2 separate regions of the Homo sapiens genome follow, and region 1 is linked to region 2. Evidence: chromatin loops called from intact Hi-C (ENCODE). Cell type or tissue: Caco-2. All regions are shown on one strand. Links, peaks and the distances in the headings refer to the core of each region. The heading gives the core; the rest is flanking DNA. Region 1 has its middle 86 kb from the start of HNF1B. Region 2 holds the start of HNF1B (HNF1 homeobox B).

Evidence for each region. A loop is a pair of places that touch in the nucleus more often than their neighbours do. Peaks named below come from ENCODE experiments on the same cell type or tissue, not always from the same donor. Only the 100,000 strongest peaks of a DNase experiment are listed, where the experiment ranks them.
Region 1: it touches region 2 in a loop (6-fold over the local background); 2 of 110 quality-filtered maps call a loop at or near these places.

The regions. Positions count from the first base shown.
Region 1 is chr17:37,822,974-37,839,292 of GRCh38, forward strand. No RefSeq gene overlaps it. Among named protein-coding and RNA genes, the nearest start is that of HNF1B, 86 kb to the left of the region's middle. RefSeq lists enhancers at 1,816-2,110, 1,868-2,615, 3,365-4,112. In Caco-2, for the core only: no CTCF peak of the experiment used is centred there; a DNase peak (open chromatin) is centred at 7,358.
Region 2 is chr17:37,740,314-37,749,940 of GRCh38, forward strand. It overlaps HNF1B (HNF1 homeobox B), which reads right to left and starts at 4,746. Exons shown (of 9, transcript NM_000458.4): 1 at 4,228-4,746. The coding sequence starts at 4,571. RefSeq lists enhancers at 1,330-1,832, 1,833-2,337. In Caco-2, for the core only: no CTCF peak of the experiment used is centred there; DNase peaks (open chromatin) are centred at 2,648, 3,358, 4,228, 4,858 and 5 weaker places; H3K4me3 peaks cover 5,207 bases.

The DNA of each region.
Region 1 (16,319 bases), core at 3,843-11,842, 85 kb after region 2:
ACAAAAATTAGCCAGGCGTGGTGGCGGGCACCTGTAATCCCAGCTACTTGGGAGACTGAGGCAAGAGAATCGCTTGAACCTGGGAAGCAGAGGTTGCAGTGAGCTGAGATTGTGCCATTGCACTTCAGCCTGGGTGACAAGAACGAAACTCTGTCTTTTTAAAGTAACTCTCTTTTTTAAGAAACTCTCGGCCGGGAGCAGTGGCTCACGCCTATAATCCCAGCACTTTGGGAGGCCGAGGCGGCTGGATCATGAGGTCAGGAGATCAAGACCATCCTGGCTAACACGGTGAAACCCTGTCTCTACTAAAAATACAAAAAATTAGCCAGGCGTGGTGGTGGGCGCCTGTAGTCCCAGCTACTTGGGAGGCTGAGGCAGGAGAATTGCTTGAACCCTGGAGGCGGAGCTTGCAGTGAGCTGAGATCGCGCCACTGCACTCCAGCCGGGGCGACAGAGCAAGACTCCATCTCAAAAAAAAAAAAAAAGATTTACAGAAAAGATGCAACAGGAGTACAGAGTTTGTGTATCTCATCCCAAGTTTCCCCTATTGTTAACATTTTACATTACTCTAGACAAGTTCAGGGTGGTGTGGCCATAGACTTACATTACTGTAGTCCATTTGTTGCAACTAAGGAGCCAGCATTGTTACACTACTGTTAACTAAACTCTACACTTTATTCATATTCCACTAATTTTTCCTAATGACTTTTTCCTATTCCTGGATCCCATCCAGGGTGCCACATTGCACTCAATCATCGTGTCTCCTTAGCCCCCCAGTCTGTGACAGTTTCTCAGGCTTTCCTTGGCTTTGGTGACCGTGACAGTTTTGAGTAGTAGGGGTGAAGTTCTTTGTAGAACATCCATTGCTTTGGGTTGTTCTGATGTTTTTCTCCTGGTTAGGCTGGGGTTACGGTTTTCTGGGGGAGGACCACCCTAGAGGTGAATAAAGGCACCATTTTTAAATTGCTGTGAGGTGCCCTGAACTAAGAAGTGAGACCAAATCTACCAGGGCTATTCAGAAAAAAATCAGAGAAATCTTACTTTTGAGGTCTTTAAATGGTAGTGGTGGGGTATAGAAGGATTCCTTGGAAATTTTTTCCTAAGGAAGTTGTTTGTTGCCTATCATCATGGTGGTGACTAAATGAGCCTTTATCTGACATATAGACAAGATTTGACATTTGTTCTTTTCCTCCCCATTGGCTCTAGAGTGTGGCCTTGGGTGAGTCAAGCCTTCTTCCTTGGCCTCTATAGAATTAGGAAGTTGGAGCTAATGACCTTGGAGGCCTCTTTCCACTGTAATGGCTTATGCTATAATAGGTGGCCCATAACTCCCCTCAACATCTGTGAATTCCAAAGTTGGGCTCCCCTCTGCTCCTCTATCAGTCCAGGCTGTTTGTATTCAGGTGACATGTGCCCCTAGGGACGTGGCCCACCCCAACCCCCTTTTCAAAGCCTTCCTTGCAGACAAACACACACACAAAAACAAGCCCTAGATATTTGCAGCATGGATCTCCACTTCGAGGCACTCAGTGAACATTCCAGGGCAGCAGTGCCCAGAGCCGGACCCCTGCCCTGGCCATCCCTGCAGCCCTGCTGACACAGCACAAGAGCCAGCATGGCCAGGGTCACAGGCAGACCTACACGCCACACCATGCTGGAGGCTCTTTCACCCCAAGGGGCTGTTTTGGTTCAGCAGCTCCTGTGTCTTGAATAAGTTAATCACTGATGACAAGAGATTAATTTATAACCGGACAGCAGACAAGATAGTTCGGGCTTTGGCGAGGTGGCACTGAACTGTGGCGCAGGGCATTGCTCAAAAGACACCTGGGTCTGCAGCTTGGTGCAGAGGCTGGGAACTTCAGATCCTCACCGGTTCCCCAGAGGCCACTTGGTCCAAAGAGAGGAAACACGTGCTGAGGACTTCTGTTTCCTCTCTCCAGCACATTTACTTGTAGAAAACATGTCCAGGCAACAGGCAGGCCCGTTAGAAAAGTCCAGTTAAGAGAGAGCACCGGCATGCCAACCCAGCCCAGGCCCATTGGAGGAAGAGGGAGAGGGGTGGGGAGAGAGGAAGTCATGGAAAGATGTGGAAGGATAGATGGGAGCCTGGGGTGAGAGCTCATTCCTACAGCCTGAGTCACCCAGCGTGTGGATTCTCCCCTCCAGCTCAGGCAGGGCTCAGGCAGGTCTTTGAGGATCTGCCCTCCCATCCCACAGGCATCCTCTCTGTTGTTTCTAACGTTAACCTCCTCATTCTGGGCTCAAAAAAGAAAAAAGATGGAAGTGCAGCATGATGTGCAGGCCTCTCTGGGGCCTGACCTTCATGCTCCAGATACTGCTTTTATATTAAGTAAGGTGACCCTTCTCTGCCACACTGGAGATGCGTGGCTGTAGATATTGGCTTTAGGGACTACTATTTCTGCCAGCTTCAGCAGTCTCCTATATCCAGCCAGGATAGTTTAGAGTTCTTAAATCAGGCCTATTTATCAAAGAAGTCCATGGCAATACTTCCCTGATGGCCATGGGACCTCAGGAGCCCACAGTCTAACTAGAGAAAGAACATGAGAAAGAGGGAGACAGGAAATGGGACTGAAAATAGGATGGAAGCTGCATGAAAAATGGGGGTGCAGAGGAACTCCTCTGGGGACTGCCAAAATATGGGCTTCTTACCTAAAAGGGCTCTGGGAGCCCAGCTGAGTGGTGGGTGACTTACGCTTGATCGTCCCCCAGGAATGGATTCTTGTCATTTGGATTCAACCCTGCTGCCCTGTCCCCATTTGTTCACCCCATGTGCACCAATGTCTCTGTCTCTGTCTTTGTTTATGTCATTCCCTTGACCCAGAATGCCCTTCCCAGCCATCAAGACCTGGCTGGGACATCATTTGTGCTGGAAAGCCTTCCACAGATCTTTATGTGGGACCTCCTTCTCTTTGGTCCCCGTGCTTCTTTGTATCTATTGCAACAGTATCTGTTGGTTCTGATAGGCAGATTCGTGTCACCTGGGGGACCTTGTTAAATACACAAATCCTAGCCCTGAATCACAATCTCTTGGGGTGGGTTTTGGGAAGCTGCTTTCATTGGTCTTCATATGTGTTTTGAATGCCTAGCCAGGGTTGGATATGTCTTTTCTGGACTGTGTCTCCTGGGGGTGGGCACAGAACTTACATCATGGTGACCACATGTCACTGTGCCCAGACAGCCTCCTAGGCCTGGCAAAAAGGGATGCAGAGTGCAAGGCCCACACCCTTTAATTCACACCATTTTAATTCATTCATAGTTCCTGCTTCATGCCCCAGACACTATGCTGGGTCCTGGGGATACAAGAGCAAAACCCAACATAGTTTGCCTTCACACGGCTTCCAGTCTAACGGGGGGAGAATAGAGGTGACTCAAATTCCCTACACCCACATAATTACAAAGTGCAGCTTGAGTGTTGTAAAGGAAAAACAAAGGTGCTCAGAGAACCTGCAATGGGGACTCTGATGTAGGCTGGGAGGTCAGGGAAGGCTGAGGAGAGCCCGAAAGGAGGGGCAGTAAAGGAGGGGAGGGGCTGGAAACAGTCTCTTACTGGGGTCTTCTCAGAACTGTGTTCATTTAGGCCAGCTGGGAGGCATTAGGGTGTAAGCTCCTCTACAGACACCCAAGATCGTTTCCCCATCTTCTCCCCACGCCTGCCCCGCCACCCAGCCTTCACTTCTGCTTTCCTGCCATCTGCTCTTGCTGTGAGCCTTTGGGAGCTGTTGTGTTTGTTAACAAAGGAAAGACCCATTTTTCCATGCTGAGTGGCTGCCTGCTAGCATATACAGTGCCTCTACTGAATTACCAAAAGGTGCACCTCCATTTGAACTGACCTAACCTTGCACTGAACACATGACTTGGCCGGTGGAGCTCAGGCTGGATTTAAGCAGCTACTCCTGCCTCCCCTACCCACTTTTGGCCCAGTGCCCTTGTGCAGTGAACAACTTGGACAACCTTCTGTAGTGGCCCTGCTGCAGTCTCCTCTTAGGCAGAAAGTTCTGGCTTCTTGGCTCACCCTCACAGCTAGAAGATTCCTTTATCCCAGAAGGAGATAATTACATCTTCTATGGCATAAATCTGTTTGGACATTTAGAGAAGAATTTATATGTATTTTCTGAAGGACTGGGTGTTTTTCTGATCTAAATTGAAATGATGATTCTTTTAAATATGATCCAAGAGAGTCCTTTCATGTGGTAATTCACACACACTCTGGCTGATAAGCCCTAGACTTGGCAAAAGGTTCAAAGCAGAAACTGGGTTCAGATGAGGCACAGGGATACTTTTTGATCTGATTTTCTTCTAGCCACTGACATTGGGAGAATTTTGGCCTCTGAGTGGCAGTGGGCCCCAAAAAGCCTGGTAAAGTAAGATCTTTTTTTTCTTTCTTTTTTTTTTTTTTTCTTTTTTGAGACAGTCTTGCCCTGTCATCCAGGCTGGAGCACAATAGTGCAGTCTCGGCTCACTGCAACCTCTGACTCCCAGGTTCAAGTGATTCTCCTGCCTCAGCCTCCTGAGTAGCTGGGATTACAGGTGCACACCACCATGCTTGGCTAATTTTTTCTTTCTTTTTTTTTTTTTTTTGTATCTTTAGTAGAGACGGGATTTCACCATGTTTGTTAGGCTGGTCTCGAACTCCTGACCTCGTGATCCACCCGCCTCGGCCTCCCAAAGTGCTGGGATTACAGGCTTTAGCCATCGCGCTGGGCCAAAATAAGATCTTTTTAAAGAAAGTCTGAAATGCCTAGAAAGAGTAGAGGAGTCCTTACTACACTTGGCTTTAGAAAAAGAAGCCTTTTCTGGGAGAAGATAACTCTCATCACACACTAAGCAAGTCAGAGGATCTGAGCTGGAGTGGCCCTTGAGAGGTATCTCATCTAGATCCTTCTTTTTACCCTTTGGAAAACTGAGGCTCAGAGAGAGGAAGTGGATTGGCTTAGGTCCCACAGTGAGTGGCAGAGCCAGGATCACACCTGACGGGTGCTTGCTTCTGCACCTGAACCTTGAGGGTCGCTGTTCCCCCACATAGTAGTGCCAACAGGGTCCCCTATGAGGATGGTGCAAGCTCAAAGGGTGGCTGTGTGTGGGAATGGTGAGAAGGGGACATCATCTAGGACCATAAATCATGGTGTCTCCTCAAGCCCAGTGTGGCCCCTCCTCTTCCAGATACAGAAAGCTGCTTCTGCTACTTAAGGGACAGGCATCATCTTCAAGAGGTAACACTAGGAATAGAATGAGAACTGGGAGTGGTGGAAGCGGAAGACAGAAGCTGATCTTATGGACACAGAAGAGTATGTAAGTGAATCACAGGCCATATCACAGTTTCATCAGTGATTATAATAATTGGTTTTGGGCTGGGGGAGTATTGGTTGTCAAAGTGACATCCTCTTTTAGGTGCCATATTTTTCCATGTCTGACGTCGGAAAAAGCACTTTCAGTTGTGAGGATAAGATGAGCTCACAGGTGCTCAGGAAATGGCAGCATCTCTTGAGAGATTCTGTTAAGGAAAGTGGAGGAGGAAGGGAACTAGATATAAATCTTCTCCTTTAATACTTTCAGGAGGTATGGTTCTCCTTATCTCACTGAAAAGGAAACAGGGCAAATTTCCTGCCCAAGGTCACACAGCCCAAATGTAGGGAAGCTCAGCTCTTCTGATTCTGGGCCATTCCCCCCACTTCACCTTGCAGTGCCATGCTAGCTTCTCTTAGACTTACCGTTAATTTCCATCAGTTTCAGCTGACTCATCCTTTCCTCCCAGGCCCTGAGACCACACCCAGGGTTGTTTGTTTTTAACTCTAAGATCATCCTGTTTTCCATAGGCCTGAGCTCCATCAGCAAGCCAGGACCCTCTTCTGATCCATACTCCAAAGTCAGCATAAACATCTCCAGCCAAAGCTGTTCCTTGTTCTGTCAGTAACACAGTTCCCGAGGAGACCAGGGCCTCTTTCCTTCCGTTGTCTCCTGGTTGCTCTGCTTCTGGTGACGAAACAGGGGCAGCGTCAAATGAAGAACATCATCTGTCCTACAGACTAGGCAACTGTGAATTTTTCATCAATCCTGATTTCTCTAATGAATTGCAACATGCTCTAACTCCAACATTCAAAATTCAACATTTCCATTCCCTATTTGTTAAGGGTGCAGGTGAATATGAAAAGGCAAATTCAAAAGGTGAACTTTCCTATCTCTGAAGGGCACATGCAGGAGCCTGAACCCGGCTGGGAGCCAGGAGACCTGCATTTTGGTCCTGACTCCCTCCCTGCTGCCTGTGTGCTCTTGGGCAAGTTGCTTAATCATTCTGGGTTTACGTGCTTGTTAAGGACTCTTTCAGTGCAAATATTTTATAATTATAAACACTGAGAAGATCCTGTCAATAATGTAGTTCCTTTGTCATGCTAAATGTCACACATGCATCATGGCCTATGATACCTGATGAGTTTAGAATTTTTTCTTGATTGGAACAGGGATGGGTGTTTAAAACAAAAGACTTGAGTCCTTTCCAGCTGGGGCCCTGAGTCTGTGGGTTTGGTAAGTCAATTAGGCTGCAGAGTCACAAGTAGTTTACCTTGTCAAAATACTAGCCATTTGTTTAAAATCAAATCCTCAAGATGGAGTGGTATTTCCAAACTCCACTGAGTTGGAGCCTCAGAACTAGAGAACTGGATAATGGAGTTAGTCCAGCACATACTTCTGCTTTGCTAATACCTTCCGTTTTTGTCTAGTACCCCTTGGTAGTGAAATATCTGTTCTGGGTCTTTCCAAGGACAACCACATCCGAGTGGGGAGAAGGCCGACATTCAGGGTGCTGGAAGGGTGGGGTGGCATGATTCAGATCAACAGGGCTGACTTTCCACTGTTTCACCTCACTTGCACTGTAGCCACCAGTTCTGGGACTCCTCAGTTGACAGATGTGGAGACCCAGAGTCAAGGAATGATGTCCCCTAGGACCCCTGGGGAATTTGACACAACCACAGTCAGCACCTGGCTGCCATCAGCCTAAGGCTGTCACTCGAGAGGGCTTCCTCTCCAGATGAATACAAGCTGACTTGAAGGGTAAAAGAGTCTAAAAAACATACGATTATCTTAAGAACAACTTTAACACATGTAAATAAAGACCCATAGATTTTTATTTCTATTTTCAGTCAAACACATATCAAAACCCGGCATGTTTTCAAACACCACGGCGGATACTTGATTTGTATTTCCTGAAGCCACCCCAGTGAGCCACTCTGAAATAAATTAAAAAGAATGGTCAAGGCTGAATGCACACTGAGGTTTCCATGTGCTCAGCTCAGCAGATTCAGGTATGACCCCTACAGAGCTTGGACTCTGAACTGGCACTGACATTCTCTACGCTCAGCGACCATTTCACACAATGAATTCATCTGTGTAATTGTGCCTAGCTGTCCCCAGATTAACTCCATGTTTGCATGAAGATCAAAATGCTTACTTTTCAAAGTTTGGTTTTCTTCCATTTCTGTCTTATCTGGGGAGGCATTCATGCTTGGAATTTCCTGGGCTTTTCTTTTTTAAATCTCATGGAGAGACTGAGAGTGTTAAGGGGGAAAGAGTAGCAGGCAGGGGCAGGGGGCTTGCCTTTTATTGTTCTTTTTTTGAAACAACAATTGGCAATTTTTCTTCACTGTTTTAGTGTTCTCTTGTTAAAGACAACCCAGACCTCAGAGTAATAGCATTCTTGCTTGCCCCCACCCCTAAATCCTACCTTAGTCAGAACATGAGCTAGAATTCTGCATCATTAAAAAAAAATTCAGCCGAGGCAGGTAGATCATGAGGTCAGGAGTTCGAGACCAGCCTGGCCAACATAGTGAAACACCGTCTCTACTAAAAATACAAAAACTAGCCAAGTGTGGTGGCACGTACCTGTAGTCCCAGCTACTTGGGAGGCTGAGTCTGGAGAATCGCTTGAACCCGGGAGGCAGATGTTGCAGTGAGCCGAGATTGTGCCATTGCACTCCAGCCTGGGTGACAAGCGAGACTTCATCTCAAAAAAAAAAAAAAAAATTCGATTGGGTTGTCAGTTACATAAAGAGTGCACGACTGAAGTACCTACCTTGATAAGTACTTATGTCTGCTTTGCTTATACCTTCCGTTTTTGTCTAGTACCACTTGGTGATGAAACGTCTGTTCTGGGTCTTTCCAAGGACAACCACATCTGAGTGGGAAGAAGGCTGACATTTGGGGCGCTGGTAAGGTGGGGTGGCATGATTCAAATCAGCAGGGCTGACTTTCCACTGTTTCACCTCACTTGAGCTGTTCTAGGAGAAATATTGGAAGGCATGCTGCACCTTTCTTCACAATGGGATCGGCAGGTGAAAGCAAGACATTTGAATGGAGTGGAGTGTTTCACTTAATCATTAGCACTGCTGACATCAATAAAAAACAAATAATGCATATCATCAGCATGAGCACCTACAGTGAGTGGAAAGGAGGCCAGGTTCTTAGTAAGCTTTATGATGAGGTAGGGGACAGATGGGATTCAAAGCGGAGCCGAGGAAGCAGTGTGGCTTGTATTTCAGCTGCAGCGTACAATTATTTTTGTGGTCGAAGAATCCAAACTGCGCCAGCTATTTCAAAACAACATCAGGAGGGCAGAGGTGTGTTTTCCAGCATCCCCAATGGGTGCCAGGAGACAGCCTTGAGAACAAACACATCTTTTCTTGAAATAGGAAGCCAACTATTTAGCTTATGCAAGTAATACTATAAAAAGGCATTGTAAGTTGACTTGCAGCTCCTGAGCTTTGGACCAACCTCTAGACTTGTTTCAAAAGGCTCTTTCTGGAGGAAGAAAAGTCCTGAGGCTCTCAGGTCAAGCCCTGGCTCCAACAACAATTTAAATCAAGTAAAAGCCTCCTTCGCCTATAGGTTGAACCAGCCCAGGCAAACACCATTAAGACAGCTTCCAAACAAAGATGACAATATTACCATTTCAGCCTGAACCTGGTTTCAAAATTCATTTTGTGAAATGTTTAAAGTTGGACAAGCCAAGCAGAACTATAGCATTAATGAGACCCTAATGAAAATTCATGCATTCAACTCATTCATTCAACAAATATTGAGTGGGATGTGCCAATATCTATTGACTGGGAATGTGTAGTATGACTCCCTGGCATCATTAAATGTGAATGTGAATGCAAGAGCAGCTGGTATGGTTGTGCTTTCTTCACAAATTTTGTTCAGCTACACAGGATCAGGTGCCAAATAAGCAGAGTTGGATTTAACCAGGGCTGTGGTTTCGGCAAAGCAGCGTGAAGTGAAGGAAGAGAGAGTTGAGGATATGCAAGGAAGTGATGGAGATGAATAATTATGGGATTGAAAAGTGAATTTTATTTTATGTTTTTGAGACAGGATCTCTCTCTGTCATCCAGGCTAGAGTGCAGTAGCGGGAATATGGCTCACTGCAGCCTTGACCTCCTGGGCTCGAGTGATCCTCCCACCGCAGCCTCCTGAGTAGCTGGGACCACAGGTGTGTGCCACCACTCCTGGCTCATTTTTGTATATTTTGTAGAGATGGGTTTTCATCACATTGCCCAGGCTGGTCTTCAACTCCTGGGCTCAAGTGATCTGCCTGCCTTGGCCTCCCAATGTGCCGGGATTATAGGCGTCAGCCACTGTGTCTGGACTGAAAAGTGAATTTTATTGAAAAATAATTTTGTTTTTTAATGAGTAATAGTCTTGGGTTTTACTTGCATTCTAAGCCTAACACTGCCATCTACGAGCTGAGTGATCTGAAGCAAGTCACGCTTCCTCTCTGGGACCAAGTCACTTCTATAAAATGAGGTGGCTGGACCAGGAGCACTAGAAGATAGAGAGGATCTGTATATGATTGAATGAGTCATATGAGGTCCCTCCTGCTGAAGGTCATGGGTCCAGTTTTCTTTCTGCTTTAGTAGACTGGGAGCAGTAAGTATAGGATCAGTTTTTTGTTTGTTTTTTGTTTTTGGTTGTCTTTTGTTGTTGTTGTTGTTGTTGTTGAGACGGAGTCTCGCTCTGTCACCCAGGCTGGAGTGCAGTGGTGCGATCTCGGCTCACTGCAAGCTCCGCCTCCCAGGTTCAAGTGATTCTCCCGCCTCAGCCTCCCGAGTAGCTGGGACTACAGGCGCCTGCCACCACACCCAGCTAATTTTTTGTCTTTTTAGTAGAGACGGGGTTTCACTGTGTTAGCCAGGATGGTCTCGATCTCCTGACCTCGTGATCTGCCCACCTTGGCCTCCCAATGTGCTGGAATTGCAGGTGTGAGCCACCATGCCCGGCCTGTTCTTTCTTTTTTACTGGGGTGCAGAAAGAAACAAGACTCAAGGGCTTGTCAAAACTTCTATGCATGTGAAATGATAGAAGTTCACTTAACAAGAAGCGGCAGTGACCAAATGACTCAGCACCCGATTTCCACCGCATGGTCTCTTGAACAGCCGCGAGAAGACTAAAGCCTTCTAAGCACTTCCGGTGGAAGGATGGGCCACAGGCCAGCAACATGGGCAGGACCTGGGAGCATGTTAGATGTGCAGAATCTCAAGCCCCATCCCAGACCTACTGGATCAGCATCTGCATGCTAAGCAGGTGATCATGCACATGTTAAAGTGTAAGAAGCCCTGCTCTAACTGCCCCATCCCGTGGTGCAATGAGGCTCGGTGTCCCCACAGAGCAGTCAGCAAGCCAAGGTATAGTTATGGGAAGACTCATGCCAGGTAGGACTGCGGAGCTGGGGTGAGTGACATGGGCACAGGCCTCTGCAGAAGCTTAGCTCTGGTTCCCCTAGCAGCAGCAGCTCAATTTGGAGGGACTGAAGGGGAGGGGGTATTGGATGGTGGTGTTTCTGTTTCACTTTACTGTCCCACTGACACTAGCACTGGCGGGAGAGATTTTCTCTATAATCTGCTGAAACCTGAGAAGGAATCTGCAAGAATAAACAGAGCCTTTAGAGCTTACCAATTCTGATATTTGGAGGCCTTTGCAAGGTTTAATTCAATTTATTATTTATTGATGACCTACCGTGTGCCAGATATCAGGAATACAAAGAGAATAAAATGTCCTAGTGTTGTATTGGGAAGGGAGGGTCACATTCTTGCATGTGTCTGTGTTTGGAGATGAGATGAGTCGGGGGCAAACCTGCAGCAATAGAGCAACTGCATGCCCAGTGTCACCTGGGTCCCGAGGGGCAGGACGAAAAACAGGTTAAGGAAGGCTTCCTGGAAGAGGTGGCTCCTAAGCTGTTAAGTAGGCTAAGAAATGCTCTGTGCATGAGCTAACCCATTCCATACACTCACCACACACACTCACTCACATGCACTCACACACAAACTCCCACCCACACACATCCACATCCACACACACACTCACATGCATGTATATCTACTCCATCCACACACACACTCACATGCACTCACATACAATCTCCCACCCACACTCACAATCCGCATCCACACACACACTCACAGCATGTATACGTACTCCATCCACACACACATATAGGCACATTCACACCCACCCACATATGTGCACATGCACCTACACACACACACACCACACATTGTAGTCTTTCTGGGGAAACAGAGAAAGTCACTCTTTTGAAGAACCTCAGAAACTGCACAATAAGAGCTCTTCTTAATTTGCCACCAAAACTCAGATAAAGTTGAAGGTCTAACTTCCAAGAAGATCTTCTAGACTGTTTTCCAGATTGTTATAAATGCACCTTCAGACATGAAGGAGCACCTCACGGTTGCACTCAGATACCTCCTGGGATGTGATTTAGTCTTGATGATTATCGTTACATGTCACTGAATATAGTTTGATGAAAACGTTTTAGGGAAACAAGTTTTCAGAAACTGTCCCCAGATTTATTATAGTAGTCGTCAACTCTGAGGATGCATTTTTTGACTGGGCAACTATTGTTGGGGGTCTTATACCTGACTTGGAGAGGTGTGTTTGTGCCTTTTAGGTAAGATGGGGAATAGAGGGTCCCCAGACTTAAGAGCTATGTGTGATATTTGAGATAAATTGATCCTTAACATTTTTCCCAAGTCAGAGTTCTCATTATTTGTCTCCTAGATGCCAATAGAGTAAAATGCAAAATGGCTCACCACATGGTCAAAGCCCCTCCCTTTCAACTGGCCACATCCTGGCTTTCCCATGCTCTTTCTACTGAACCAAGCTCTGTGTTCCAAGAAATCACCCTGTCCTCAAATCTCTGTACCTTGTTCTCTGCCGAAGCCATGCCCAAGCAGTTCCCTTTGCCTGGTATGTTTCGCTCTCCCATTTCCCCGCAATACTGCCTGTCAACCTCTTCAATGAGAAGTTCCAGCCCCACCTTCTAGAAGCTTCCAGAAGCCAGTATTGGGCTTTGGCATTAAACAGCCTGTAACAAGGAATGATCCTGCCCCAAATGTCGCTAGTGCCAGGTTGAGTCACTCTGTCATTGACAGGGTAGACTCTGAGTATGTGGGTCCTTTTGAGCCCGTTTTCTAATCTTTAAAAAAAGAGGGAGGGGAAAATATTTACTTCACACTTTTATTTAGTTTTTCAAAGATTAAATGAGATAATGCTAGTGAGTTTCACTAGCATATAGGAGATAGTCAAGAAATATTTCAGTGGATAATGGCATTTCTCTCCTGATCAAGTTGGATTAACCCTCTCTTTTCTACAGTCTGGAACGTTCTGTACCTTACATAGCTGCCTTGGATCTGAGGTTTCTGTGTTTGTGAGGCGGGCTTATCTTGGTCTCTTGCCTGGTGACTTTAGCATAATCCTTGCTCAAAACGTTAAATTAAATGAAATAGATTCTTTGGGTATCACTCTTTTTTTCTGCGAAATTCCTTCTAACAGCCGCTGAGCCTGAAGACAACAAAAGCTGCCCAGACTTTTCTCCTGGGCTCCAGCCCCTCCTGTCTGCCTGCTCAAAGGAATCTCAGCGCGCAGGTCTCACAGGCACCTCAAATCCAGCCTGTGTAAACCTGAGCTGCCTGTGTACACACTCCTATATCCTAGAACCATGGTTCTCAAATGTGGGTGTTTTTGCCCCCCAGGTTACATTTGGCAGGGTCTGGGGATATTTTTGTTTGTCACAACTAAGACAGATGGTCCTTCGTGGAGTCTTGTAGACAGAGGTCGGGGGTGCTGCTGAACATCCCACAATGCATAGGACAGTCTCCATTACAAGGAATGATCCTGCCCCAGGTGTCACTAGTGCCGGGTTGAGAAATCCTGATCTAGAGGGAGACTTTACCTGGTAGGTCAGGCCATGGTACCGCTCTGCTCACAATCCCCCATGGCTCCCACATCACTCAGAGTAAGATGCATACCCTCCGGGTGGAGGACACGGCCTGCAGGGTTCCACTTCCCAACCTGCTGAGCCCCGACTTATCATCGCCCTCTCTCCCTTTCCTCCACCCCTTCTCCTCTTTCCTGCCTTGCTTGTCTGCCCTGCCTCCCACCGTGCCTCCACTACGCCTGCCTCAGAGCCTCGCACCAACGTTCCCTCTGCTTGGAATGCTCTTCCCTCAGTCACCCAAGTTCATCCCTTGCTGCCTTCAAGTCTCTGCTCACATGTCACCTTTCCTGCAAGGCCATGCCTGCCCACCCCTTTTAAAGCCGCAGCCCTTCCAGGCATGCCATCCTTCTTGCTTGCTATAGGTTTTTCCATTGCACTGATCACCTTACAAATGGGTTTATTTATTGTATAATTTTCTCTTCCCACTAGAGTGTAAGAGCTACAGGAAAGGGATATTTTTGTTTTGTTCACTGATATTTCCCACTGCCTAGTGCTCAAAAAATATTTGCTGAATAAGTGAATAAATCAGTATCATACTGTCCCCAACTTGCTCATCTTACCTCTATTTTGTAACTGATCTATGTAACCACCACTTAGCTGACATCCTAGTGTCAGAACCCAAACTTGAGTCTTCCCTTTCTCTGTCTTTTTTATTTTTTGAGATGGGGTCTCACTTCTCACTATGTTGCCTAGGCTGGACTTGAACTCCTGGGCTCGGGCGATCCTCCCACCTCAGCCTCCCAAGTAGCTGGGACTATAGGTAGGCACCATTGCACCCAGCTTCTCTCTTTCACAGCTTTATTGAGATATAATTCACATAAAATAGAATTTATCCATTTAAAGAGTACAATTCAATGGGTTTTGGTATATCATAGTTACGCAAACAACACTGCAACAATCTTTGAATATTTTCTTTCTTTCTTTTTTTTTTTTTTTTTTTGAGACAGCTTCTTGCTCTGTCACCCAGGCTGCAGTGCACTGGCGCAATCTCGGCTCACTGCAACCTCCGCCTCTCAGGCTCAAACGATTCTCCTGCCTCAGCCTCCTGAGTAGCTGGGATTACAGACACATGCAACTACACCCAGCTAATTTTTTGTATTTTCAGTAGAGATGGGATTTCACTATGTTAGCTAGGCTGGTCTCTAACTCCTGAGCTCAGGTGATCTGCCTGCCTCGGCCTCCCAAAGTGCTAGGATTACAGGCACGAGCCATTGTGCCCAGCCCAAATATTTTCATTATCCTCGAAGAAACCCCATATTCCTTAAACATCGCCCTCCAGCTCCCCCACCCCCACCGCCATTTCTCCTCATCTCTGGCAACTACTGATCTATGTGCTGACTCCATGGGTTCTCCTGTTCTGGACATTTCATGTCAATGGACTCATACAACATTCTTCACTGGCTTCTTTGACTTAGCACACTGTGTTCCAGGTTCATCCATGTTTTTGCCTATATTAGTATTGCATTATTTTTATAGCCAAATACTATTCCATTGCATACAGGCACAGCATTCTGTTTATCCATGTATCACTTGATGGGCATTTGGGTTACTTCCAGTTTGGGGCTACTATAAAAATGCTGCTTTGGGCTGGGCGCAGTGGCTCACACCTGTAATCCCAGAACTTTGGGAGTCTGAGGTGGGCGGATCACTTGAAGCCAGAAGTTCAAGACCAGCCTGGCTAACATGGTGAAACCCTGTCTTTACTAGAAATACAAAAATTAGCTGGGTGTGGTGGTGCGTGCCTGTAATTCCAGCTACTCAGGAGGCTGAGGCACAAGAATCACTTGAGGTTGCAGTGAGCGGAGATCAGACCACTGAACTCCAGCCTGGGTGACAGAGCCAGACTCTGTCCCCCTGCCTCAAAAAAAAAAAAAAGAAAAGAAAAGAAAAAAAACCGCTGCTCTGAACATGCTTGTCCATGTTCTTGGGTGGACATATGCTTTCATTTCTCCTGGGCATGAACCTGGGAGTGGGGCTGCTGGATCATCTGGTTACTCTGTGTGTAACCTTTTGAGGACCTGCCACTTTTTTTTTTTTCGTTTTCTCTATGAATCCACATCCAACTCATAAGTATGGGCTGTGTTTCTCCCTCCTGAATCTGTGCTCACTTGCATCTGCACGGAAACCACCTCTTCAGTTCATACCTGGAAGGCTACAGTGCCTGCTAATGGGGATCCCTCTCCACTTGGTCACCCTCGCCTGCACAGGGGAAGGAGTTTCCCCTTCTTGATGCTGAGGCCACACCCCGGCCCATTCAGGGTTGCCTCTGGAGGTGGGACCCAGGCATCAGTGCTTCCCAGAGCTCCCCGGGTGATTACGACGCACAGCCAAGCACCCGCTTCCTTCTGATCCACATTTTATCACCTGCCACCCAAGTGCCTCCATGACAGCAAATCTGATTGTGTGATCTGGATTCTTCTTAAAACCCCTGTGTGGCTCTCCACGGTCTCCACAATAAAATCCAAGCTCCCCAGGATGCACATGCATCTCGGTGACCTGTGTCCACTGCCACCCGTCTTGCCTCCTTCCTCTCCCTGACCCACGCTGCACATGCCACGCTGAGCTCCATGTGCCTGCCCATCCACACCTCCACGCCTTGGGACAGACTGGTCCCTCTTCCTGAAGTGCCTGTTCCCATCTTTCATCCTCCTCTAGGAAGTCTTCCCTGACTGCTCTCCCTCAGCGGGCTGTAACTGTGTTCACTGGCCTCTAGTCCAGGAGCGCCTCAAGGCCAGGGCTGGGATATCACTCTTCTCTGGATCCTCAGCCTGTAGCTGCCTGACTCATGGTAGGTGATGGGTTCTTTCTTTTTTTTGGCATATGTATGTTGGGTGGTGTGATGAATGAAGAGGTGAGTGAATGAACCTGGCCTATGTAGGAGCCGTGACCAGGTGCAATCCTACCAGCTGCCCAACTGTGCTCTCCTGAGTCCTAGCAATAACCCTGGGGGCACTCAGCAGGGCCTGCTCAACCCCCGACCTGGACCAGCGAGACCCATGCACGTCTCCCTCCCGTGGGGACATCT
Region 2 (9,627 bases), core at 1,628-9,627:
AAAGGCAGGAGGCCCACTGGAAAGTGGGGATGCCTTTAGCTTGGGGCTGGACTCCCTGATCCTACAATGAAGTAGGGATAGCATCAGTTTCTGAATTTGCCCAATTTTAGCTTCAACCTCTCCTACATTATTTTCCTTTTGAATGGGTATCTCCATTTCTTATAAAACAGGGGTGAAATGTATGTGTTCACCTTCTAAGAAGCAAGGAGGATGTCTTAGCCAAATAGTAAATAATTTTCAGAGTTTTAGAAAAGTTTTCCAAAATACAATGTTGTATCTCCTTGGGACGGGAGGATCACACCACTGAGGTGAGGCAAGTAGTTAAAAAAAAAAAAAATCCACAGCTCCACCTTCCAGACAAAATCTACTGGGCTAATGGGGACAAATAACTTCAATTTCGGACATTAACAATTTTAGATGCTTGTTTTCCTGTATTATGTTTCTCATAAATTTTAAATACTGGATAAGAACATGGTTATACTTTTCATTTCTCATAAACACAGGTGTGTAAACTGCTAGTTTTAGCACCTTTGAATTTTATTTGTCTAGAATGGTTTCAACTTTGCCAATATCTTTTCTTGCTTATTGAACAGATGCTTTGAAAAGAGAGATATAATTTAAAACTAGAAATTAAAATAGTGTGCAGCACAGAACAAAAGTACTAAAGAAGCAATATATACATGTTTACTATTTATTTAATGCAGGTACATATTTAACTTACAAAAACCAGCACCCCATTACTGTATGTTGATATATATATTAGCTTGATAGAACAAGAAAAAAAACGGAAGGGAAAACTAGTTTCAGGTGAAACAAAAAAGAAAACGGTGTAGAGGCTGAAATAGATACAGCATTGCAACATAATAAGCAATTTTATTTCTAAATGGCGCCTTTAAATATGTCAAATAAAATTAATTCTGTTTAATGAATAAAAATCCAGTAATCGAACATATTTTATAAGCATTTGGGTAGTTGTGATTATTTTATTAAGACTTTGATATTAAACTCGTGAGAACACAGGCTTTGATAGAGATGTTTTTGAGAAATGCAAACTTTTTATATTAATTATATATAAGAACGAATTTCTCAAGTATTTACAAAGGTAATTTCCAAGTACACAATATGAGGAAGTAACAAGAAGAACAAAAAATGAGAAAACGAGTTACAGTTTCAAACGTGGAGAATTCACATTAAGAGGAAAATAATGTAATAAACGTTTTAGACATATCCTTGTAAACATCACAGATCATTTAAAAGTTTATTTCTGGTCAATATTTCCACCGATATTTTTAGGATGGAAAAATACTTTCAACGGCTACGAACAAGACTCCTCGAACCTTAGGGGAAAAATTGCATTTTAAAAGTGAATATTGCTTTAGCAAATTCTTCGGCTATTTTTCTTTTGTTTAAATGCCTTTACCTGTGTTCATTTTGTATGCCTAAGAAACCTAGAAAAATAGGGTACTGTTCTAAGTGGGAATGATTCTGTGGAAACAGTGAATTAGCCCAACAATTGGGGAGGGTTTAAAAAAAGCCCCCAAGAACCTTATAAATAATGGCAAAACCTTTTAAGTCCGACTTAAAAGAGTGAGGAGTAAGATGGCGCAGTTATACCTTCACAACCCTCTGACCCCAAAATTCACGTGTGTTCACCGGGAAGAGCCGGGAGAGCTGGTTATTTTTGTTTGTTTGTTTGAAAACACAGCTCAGGTTCAGAGGTTCCCTAACACCGAGAAAGGCACCGGTCCCGAAGAGGGCCTGCGGCCATTGTGTCCCAAGCGCAGGTGTCAAACGCCGGCCGCGGCGCCCGCAGGGTCCGTCCCGCACGCTCCTTCTCAAACAATGACTTTGCTGCCCACGAGCAGAGAAGCCTGGACTCCAGCGCAGTCCGCAGCGCGTTCGTTAAGGAGCCCAACTTCGGCTTCTTAGAATGCAGCCCACTTTCTAGACGCCCCCGGCGCACCTGCCTCGAGGCCGCGAGAAAGGCCAGCTCCGGCCGGGAGCCGGGGACCGGGAAGCGCGCAGTCCCGACCTTCCTCCCCTGCCTTTCTCTTCCAGGAGGTTTACTAGAACTCCGGGAACTCCAAAACGCGACTTTTCTTTCTCTTTGCTTTTCGTCTTAAGGGAACACGGTGGGCAAAAGAAGGGAGTGCGTGTGCCCGAGGCTTGGGAGCCCCCTGTGCAGTGACCTAGGAACCGCTAGCGATTTCTTGAAAAATTACTTTAATCAAGTCCGGCGCTCCCGGGAGCGGGGGAGGAAAGGCAGCACCCGCTCGGGACGGGAGAAAAAAGCCTCCAGGTCTGTCCCGCGTCTCCAACTCGGCGAGGGTCTCCGGCTCCCCAGTCCCTCTCCCTGCCCTGCTGGGGCCTGGGGCTTTGGGGAGGGAAGAGCGGGGCTGGGGTCTAAGGACCCTGGGCCGGGCCTGGCTCTCCGCCGGCCGGGCCTGCGGGTGTCGGCGACCCGGGGGCTCCGCGGGCGGCTCGGGCGCTCACAGAGCCCGCGTCCCGCGCCAGAGCGGTGAGGCCGCAGGGCCGCACGGGGCGCCTGGCTGGGTGCGCGCTGGGAGCGGCGAGCAGCCCCGCGCCCGCGTTTTGATCTCCTTCCCCCCTCTAAGCCGCGTTTACAACTTCACCAATGAATAACCCGCCTCTCTTTTCAACCTAATCACGGCTCTTTGTGTATCTTTCTGTTGATGATTTATAGAAATAAATTAATAACACCCCAACTCCACGTGCTGCAGTTTATGTTACGTCTCAGCTGCGGCCAGCCCGGCGCGGGGCTGGGTGCGGAGGGGCGCCCCAGGTCCTTCCAGCGCCGCGCTAGAAAGCGGGCGCCTGCGGCCGAGTGGGAGGGCCTAGGCCCTGTGGCCCCCGGTGGCCGGCGGTGGGAGCCTGGTTCATCCGCCAGGTCCTGAGCGACCTCCCCGGCAGCCCTGGCGCCCCAGCCGCTCCTAGGGGCCACTCTCTCGACCCCTCTTAGCCTCCGCGACTCACACCTTCCGCCTCGCGGAACTCTCTTGCAGGAGTTCTCTCCCGGTAGGGGAGAAATCACCTCCGGGCGGGAGAGCGACGAGGGAAGAACCTCAAACCTATGAATTATACCAAAGTGTGTTTGGGGAAAAAAAATCTACAAGTTCCCCTGATTGTTTTGGCTAGAGGGCAAACCGCCAGGCCCTCGGAGCACAAATTCAAATGCAAGGTCATATCCCACCCCAAACCGCCGCTGCGGACGTGCGGCCAAGGCTCAGCCCCGAAATCGCAGCGCTTCAGTGTCCGAAGCCACGCGATGGGCTCTGTCCTAAAGCGGAGTGGCCCGGGAGCGACGTGCTGTCTCAGGGAACCGCTCGGCTCCTTAGATAATTAGTAACCAGCTGTCAAAGTCTAGGGCGGTCGGGGAGGACCCACAAACGATCCCGGCCCTGGGGATACACTGCCAGCCGGCCTGAACTCCCGGGGAGAGGCCGGGGGTGGGCAGCGAGGTCTGGAAACGCCCTCCTTTCTCAGACTGAGACCAGATCCTCTGCGAACTGAGGTCTGAGACGCGTTCGCCCCCACACCACCGCGCTTGGTTTCTTTGGCCCCGCGCGTGTCCACCCGGACCCTGCATGGAACATGCCCTTTGCAAATCTAAACCCGCGTTGGGGATCCCGGATAATTCCGGGCCTTGCATGGGCGCGGCTAACAAGAGTGCCCACCAGGGAACTCGCCTCCCAGATCCCGGCTCCGGATGCCGCCTGTCCTTCGGCAAAGAACTGCAGGTCATCATGCAGGTCAATGTGTCCGAGGCCGACATGCGGCTTTCCAGACCCGAGGCAGGGCGCAGGAAAAATGCGCGGCCTGGGGCTTGCAGCGGCGCGAGGCTCTGCTCCCGGGAAGTCGCAGCGGTTTCACTGCACCCACTCGCACCTTCAGTCGCGTGGGCAAACCTCCCGGCAAAGGGCTCCACAGCTCCAGTTCTCCCCGGCCCAGCCCCAGCCCCGCGGGGAAAAGCCCTTGGGTCTCGGACGCTGGCCTGGGCCTGGGGAGAAGAAGCCCGGTGGGCCGCAGGGTCGTCCCGCTAAGGGATTGGGAAGGGTCCGGGTGTTGGGAGAGAAGCAGAGCGCCCCCCGGGGGACTTCTCTGGTGGGAAACGGGCTTGGCGAGTGTGGTCGGGCGCAGTGTCACTCAGGCCCGGGGCCGGGGCTCCAGGGGTTCGGGTGGGTCCCCTCCACCTCGCTCTGCGCCTACCTGAGCATCCGGTCCACCTCCGCCCGCTGCTCCGCCGCCTCCTCGGTGTTGAGCGCCTGCAGCTCCTTGAGGATGGGAGGTGTGTCATAGTCGTCGCCGTCCTCGGAGCCCTCGTCGCCGGACAAGCGGCCCTTGGCGTGGCCGTTGGTGAGAGTATGGAAGACCGGCTTGGTGTCGGGCTCGGCCCCGCTGCCAGGGGACAGGGGCAGCGTCTCCAGCTTCACCCCGAAGTTCGGGGATGGCAGCAACTCCTCCAAGGCCTGAACCAGCACCTCCTTGGTGACCCCGGAGCTCAGCAGGGCGCTCAGGAGTTCTTGCTGGAGCGACGTGAGCTTGGACACCATTTTCCAAGGACGGAAAAAGAAGGGGGTGAGGGGGTGGGTGGGTGCGAGAGAGGAGGGTGGAGGGGAGTTTCACAAGCAAACCCCAAATCCAGGAACCCCTCCACCCTTCAGCCTCCAGACACCTGTTACTCCCCGGGGTCCCGGAGGCTCCTCCGAAAGGAGTCAGAAAACTTCTAACTTGCCATGATCGCCACCATTAGGCCATATAAGATATGCAAATTAGTGGGAAGGGCCCAGCTTTCGGCTGGATGCAAATGATGGTGGGGAGGGGGAAACCCGGAGAGAGGGAGAGCCGGAGGGGCAGACCTGGAGAGCAGAAGACCTGGGCCGGGAGCGGGGCTTTGCCAGGGTCCATTGTACTCACGCTGGGGGGCTAGAGACCTTCTTTTACTGGTTCTGCTTATCAGCCAAACTTCACCTAACCTTTGGACTTGTTAAGCCAGTGCCTTGCAGCCTAGGCGCGGGGCTTTTCCACCGGTTCTCAGTTCCGCTTTAGTCCAGAGAGAAGACACTACGCTTCGGGGTTCAGGTGAGAGCCAGAGGAAGCTGGGGTGCTCGTGGAAGAAGGGGACGCAGGAGGAAGCGAAGAGTAGAGACCCTGGATGCGTCCCGGCCGACGCAGGTGGTGGGCCAGGAGAGCCCGCAGGGCGGAAGAGAAACTGACCACTTAGGAAGGGGCGCCGAGGCCACGGGGGAGGTGAGGCAGCGTTAGGTGTGGTGAGCATGCCCTGGAGGGACTCCATTTATTTCTACCTCGGTTACTACCTCCAGGCCCCAGAACCTCCCTGGCCTGGTCTGGCGGTTTGGGTTTGCAGAACTGCCCGCCAGAGAGCGTAGGCGAGGGTGAAGGAGTCCGGGAGAACTCTTGGAAAGAGACTACTTTATGGGTAGAGGGAGTAGCCAAAGTGAAGCTCCCCCAGCAGCTGGGCTGCACCGGCGCCCAGCCTGGCCACGCCACTGGGGAGCTGGACCCCTGGGGCTCCTCACTCTCCTGTTTAAACCCGGATGTCAAGGCGCCTCCGCCTTGGGGGAGGATGGTGAGGCAGAATGGTGAGGCACTAGGATGGTGAGGCACTAGGATGGTGAGGCACTAGGATGGTGAGGCAGTGAAAGCAAAGCTTGACCTGCAGCTGGGTGGACACTTGCAGCCGAGGGTCCCCCCGGCCCACTCATTTCTGGTTTATTCGTAGTTCCAGAACATCTGTGGTTCCCTGGGCCGGGGACGAGCTCTGTAGACGAGGTCACTGCAGCAGTGGCAGAAGTCTTGCACTCCTAGTACAGAAGGTGTCGACAGAGCTACTGAGGGAAAGATGTTTTTTTTCCCACTCTGGCCTGGGCCAGGTAGGAAGCCATAGGCCTTGCAGCACTATTGGAGTTTCACCTGCTTCCCCCCTGGTGACGGGCAGGAGGGGAGGGCGGCGGAAGCGCGCCCAAACCGGCAAGCTAGGACCTGACCTGTAGAAGAACAGGGAAAGGGGCTTCTTTGCTTCCACCACACACAGACCTAAAGCTTCTGGGGAGGAGCATAACGCTTCCCTTCTGGGAGCCTCAGTTTCCTCATCTGCAAAAAGAGGATACCACTGATAACCTTTTTTTGGGGGTTGTGTATATTGACTGAGGCCACTTGTGCAACCGCTTGGTCTAATAATAAAGTTCAACACTTTCTGGTCTGAGAAGACGGGAAGCCAGTTCCCAGTAGTAAAACTGAGTTACTCTGGAAACTTAGGGTATTCAGAATTGGTGATACAGTGCTGGGGTTGGAGGGATTGGGGGACTAGGGTTTCAGAATCAGCAGAAAAATTGCAAAGGAGTTTCTAAGCACATTTTCCTTCCTCTCCCACCCTTGAAAGATATCTAGGAGGAAGTAAGGTTAGGTTAGGGATAGAGAGGAATTTCAGCAGGAGGAGGAAGAGTCTAGCAGCTCTCATCTGCCTAGGGGCAGGATCTAATCTCCTAGGTGTGCAAGGGCTGATGGTGTAATTTATCAAGTCAGGCTGTTAAGGAGCTAGGATGCCTCTTAAATACAGGGTCTGCTACAGGTGCCTGGGCCACTTGTGCTGAGAGCCAGAAGGAAGCGGGATGGTTGTGTGCGTGTAGCCTGAGGAAAGTTTACACTGATCTCAGTCCCTCTTTCCCGGAGACAAGCAAATCCCAAATTCAGGAACCTCTCCATCCTTCAGCCTCCAGACACCCATTACTCCTCAGGGTGCCACAGGGAGTCATAACTTCATGAAAATGTTGGCTTTTCATTTCACCTTCTTTCCCTCTAGTTTGTTGTAATAGGTGCAAATCTTTGCTTCTCATAATTCTGCCCAATGGAAGAACATTCTCTGCCTACCCAGCTTGCCTCAAGAAGGATAATGAAGTGTTCAGAGTAAATGTCCCTGAAGAACAATCTCTTCGTCTGTCTCTCACTCGCTATCAGGATAGAAGCATCAAGTGTAATGAAGATCAGTTTCTGTGTTAAGCTGGGAAAACCCATTTAAAAAACAGCAATCACTTCTGTTGTAACAACAAAACTTTGATTGGCAGTTGCAGCTGCTGTGTGCCCCATCTGATTCCCAAGCCTCATTCTCTCTCAAAATTCAGGTGTCAGCAAACCCATTCTTCCCCACACCCCAGCTAACTATGTGAATGTGCAGGCAATTTCACACAGAGGATAGGACAAACTTCCTATGAGTGTCCAGGTATGTTTTCCAGGTAATCTGGCTATTCATATCTAGCAACTTCCTGTAATGCTCCTTCCTAGTCCTACCTTGTAATATGCCACTTTGTGCAATATAAGCGCTTATCAAGTAATTGTTCTGTACTATAGATCTTCAAACAGATTCACCAGTCCCTTCATATGGAAGTTTAAAAAGAGCTGTGTAAAGTAGACCAGCAGATAGTCTTTCAGAATGCAGTTCATAATGTTAAGTGAGCTATCTTGTAAAACTCTTCAGTTAAACTTCCCCCAAATAGAGGAAGACGGAGTAGGATTGAAATAACATCTGTTTATGCTTCACACAGAATAAAGTCGTGATGGACTGATATAATAACTCCATTTTAAAGATGGAAAAATAAGATATGGGAGAGTCTCAGGTTGCTTGTAGCCACCTCAGCAAATTAATGGAAGGGTTGAGGTTGGGGCTCAGAACTTTTGAGCAGGGTTTTAGGATGAAAGAGGAGGGTCTCTAGCTGTCATTGTTTTGAGGGATGAGAAGTTGAAAGAGGGATTCTGTGGGGGAGAGGTGGAGGATACCCAGCAGAGAATAGAGGGCAGGGTTTGGAGTAGTCAAACAGAACTAAACTTGAACCCAAGATCTGCTTCACCTGCTGTGTGACTTTTGGCATGTTACATAATCTTTCTGATCCTCAGTTTCCTCAGTGCAAAATGATAATGACACTCTACTGTGCCGGTGTGAAGATTAGGTGAGTTAGTAACCACAGGTTCCTAGAATATGGTGGGCTCTCACGTATTTAGAAAGAAGAGGCACATCTTGATAACATGCTGAGAACTGAGGCAACTGATGTCTTTAGGCTCTTATAGTCCCAGCATGTTTTTAAGAGCTACTGAATTTGAAGAGACCATATCAGTTTCATCTGCTCAAATTAGATGAATTTGCAGTTCATATCCCAAGGTTTGTTGTTCTTGTTTTTTATAGGACGTGCAATCCCTGGTATAAAATAAGTTGAAATCCAGTTGACTCATCATTCTATGAAGGTGTTCTGAGCACCATGCTGGTCATTCCACAGATTGGCAAATGTGGCTTCTGTGAACTCATCTCCCCTGGAACTTAGCAGCACAAGCGATATTTCTTTTCTGATTTGTGCATGCAATCTTTCCCCTACTTTTCACGGTTGCACTTCTTTGTTTACAGAAGAGATTCTGGTCATTTCCACCCCTGCCACTCCACTCTCCCAGCCTCTCTCATTGGTTCACAGAGTATCTAGAAGGCCTCAAAATAAAATCATCTCTAGAGTAAAACATAAATACCATCCTAACCTGTTCTGCAGGAGGTCAGGGGCCTTCTTGTTAGAGAGCAGTGTTGCAACCTGGAGAACATTCTAGACATCAGGGTCTGGAAAGAGCCTGAGGTTCTTCTTCTGGCTACAAAACCTCTTTCTGGGTGATTCATCTCCCCAAAAGTTTTGGTGAGCACCTTCTCTGGGTCTCTGATTCTACCTTTGAAAAATGGCTATTGGTCTGGATAACCATTTAGGTCCTCCAACTTTTTTTTATAATTTGAAATTCCTAAAAGGTCTTAAATTATTAGGGTGTCTACTTGCAGGCCTTCGGGCAGATGGGCCAAGAGCTCAGGCCAGACCTCTGTGTAGTAGTGGACATGAAGCCTTGACTAGCCACGAAAAAATATACCACAGAGAGCAAACCCTATGAGGGGCAGGCATCTTCTCATGTCTTACTCCTCAGTGCCTGGAGAAGTGCTGGTGCATGGTAGATGCTCAAGAAAATGCTTACTGAGTAAACGAACATGTGATTGCCTCTGGACAATACTGTTAAAACTAAATACTTGCCAGGTGTGGTGGCTCACACCTGTGATAGTTCTTTGGGAGGCCGAGGTGGGAGGATAGCTTGAGCCCAGGAGTTCAAGCAAAATAGTGAGACCCTGTCTCTACAAAAATAAAAAATAAAAAAATTAGCCAGGCATGGTAGTGCATGCTTATAGTCCTGGCTACTCAGGAGGCTGAGGTGGGAGGATCGCTTGAACCCAGGAGTCTGAGGTTCCATTGAACTATGATCGTGTCACTGCACTTCAGCCTGGGTGACAGAATGAGACCCCATTCTCTAAATAAATAAATAACTACTTTCACCAGACACGAAAGAGTATATACTGTGTGATTCCATTTATATAAAGTTAAAAAGTGGAAAAACAAATCCGTGGTGCTGGAGGTTTCTGGGGTGCTAGAAATGGTTCTATATTTTGATTGGGATGGTGGATCCATCACCAGGCTATACATGTGGGATCTGTGCATGTTGCCATATGTAAGTTATAAATTAGTATAAAGTAAATTAAATAAATTACTCCAAGTATAAAATGTAAACAGTGTGGGGCCG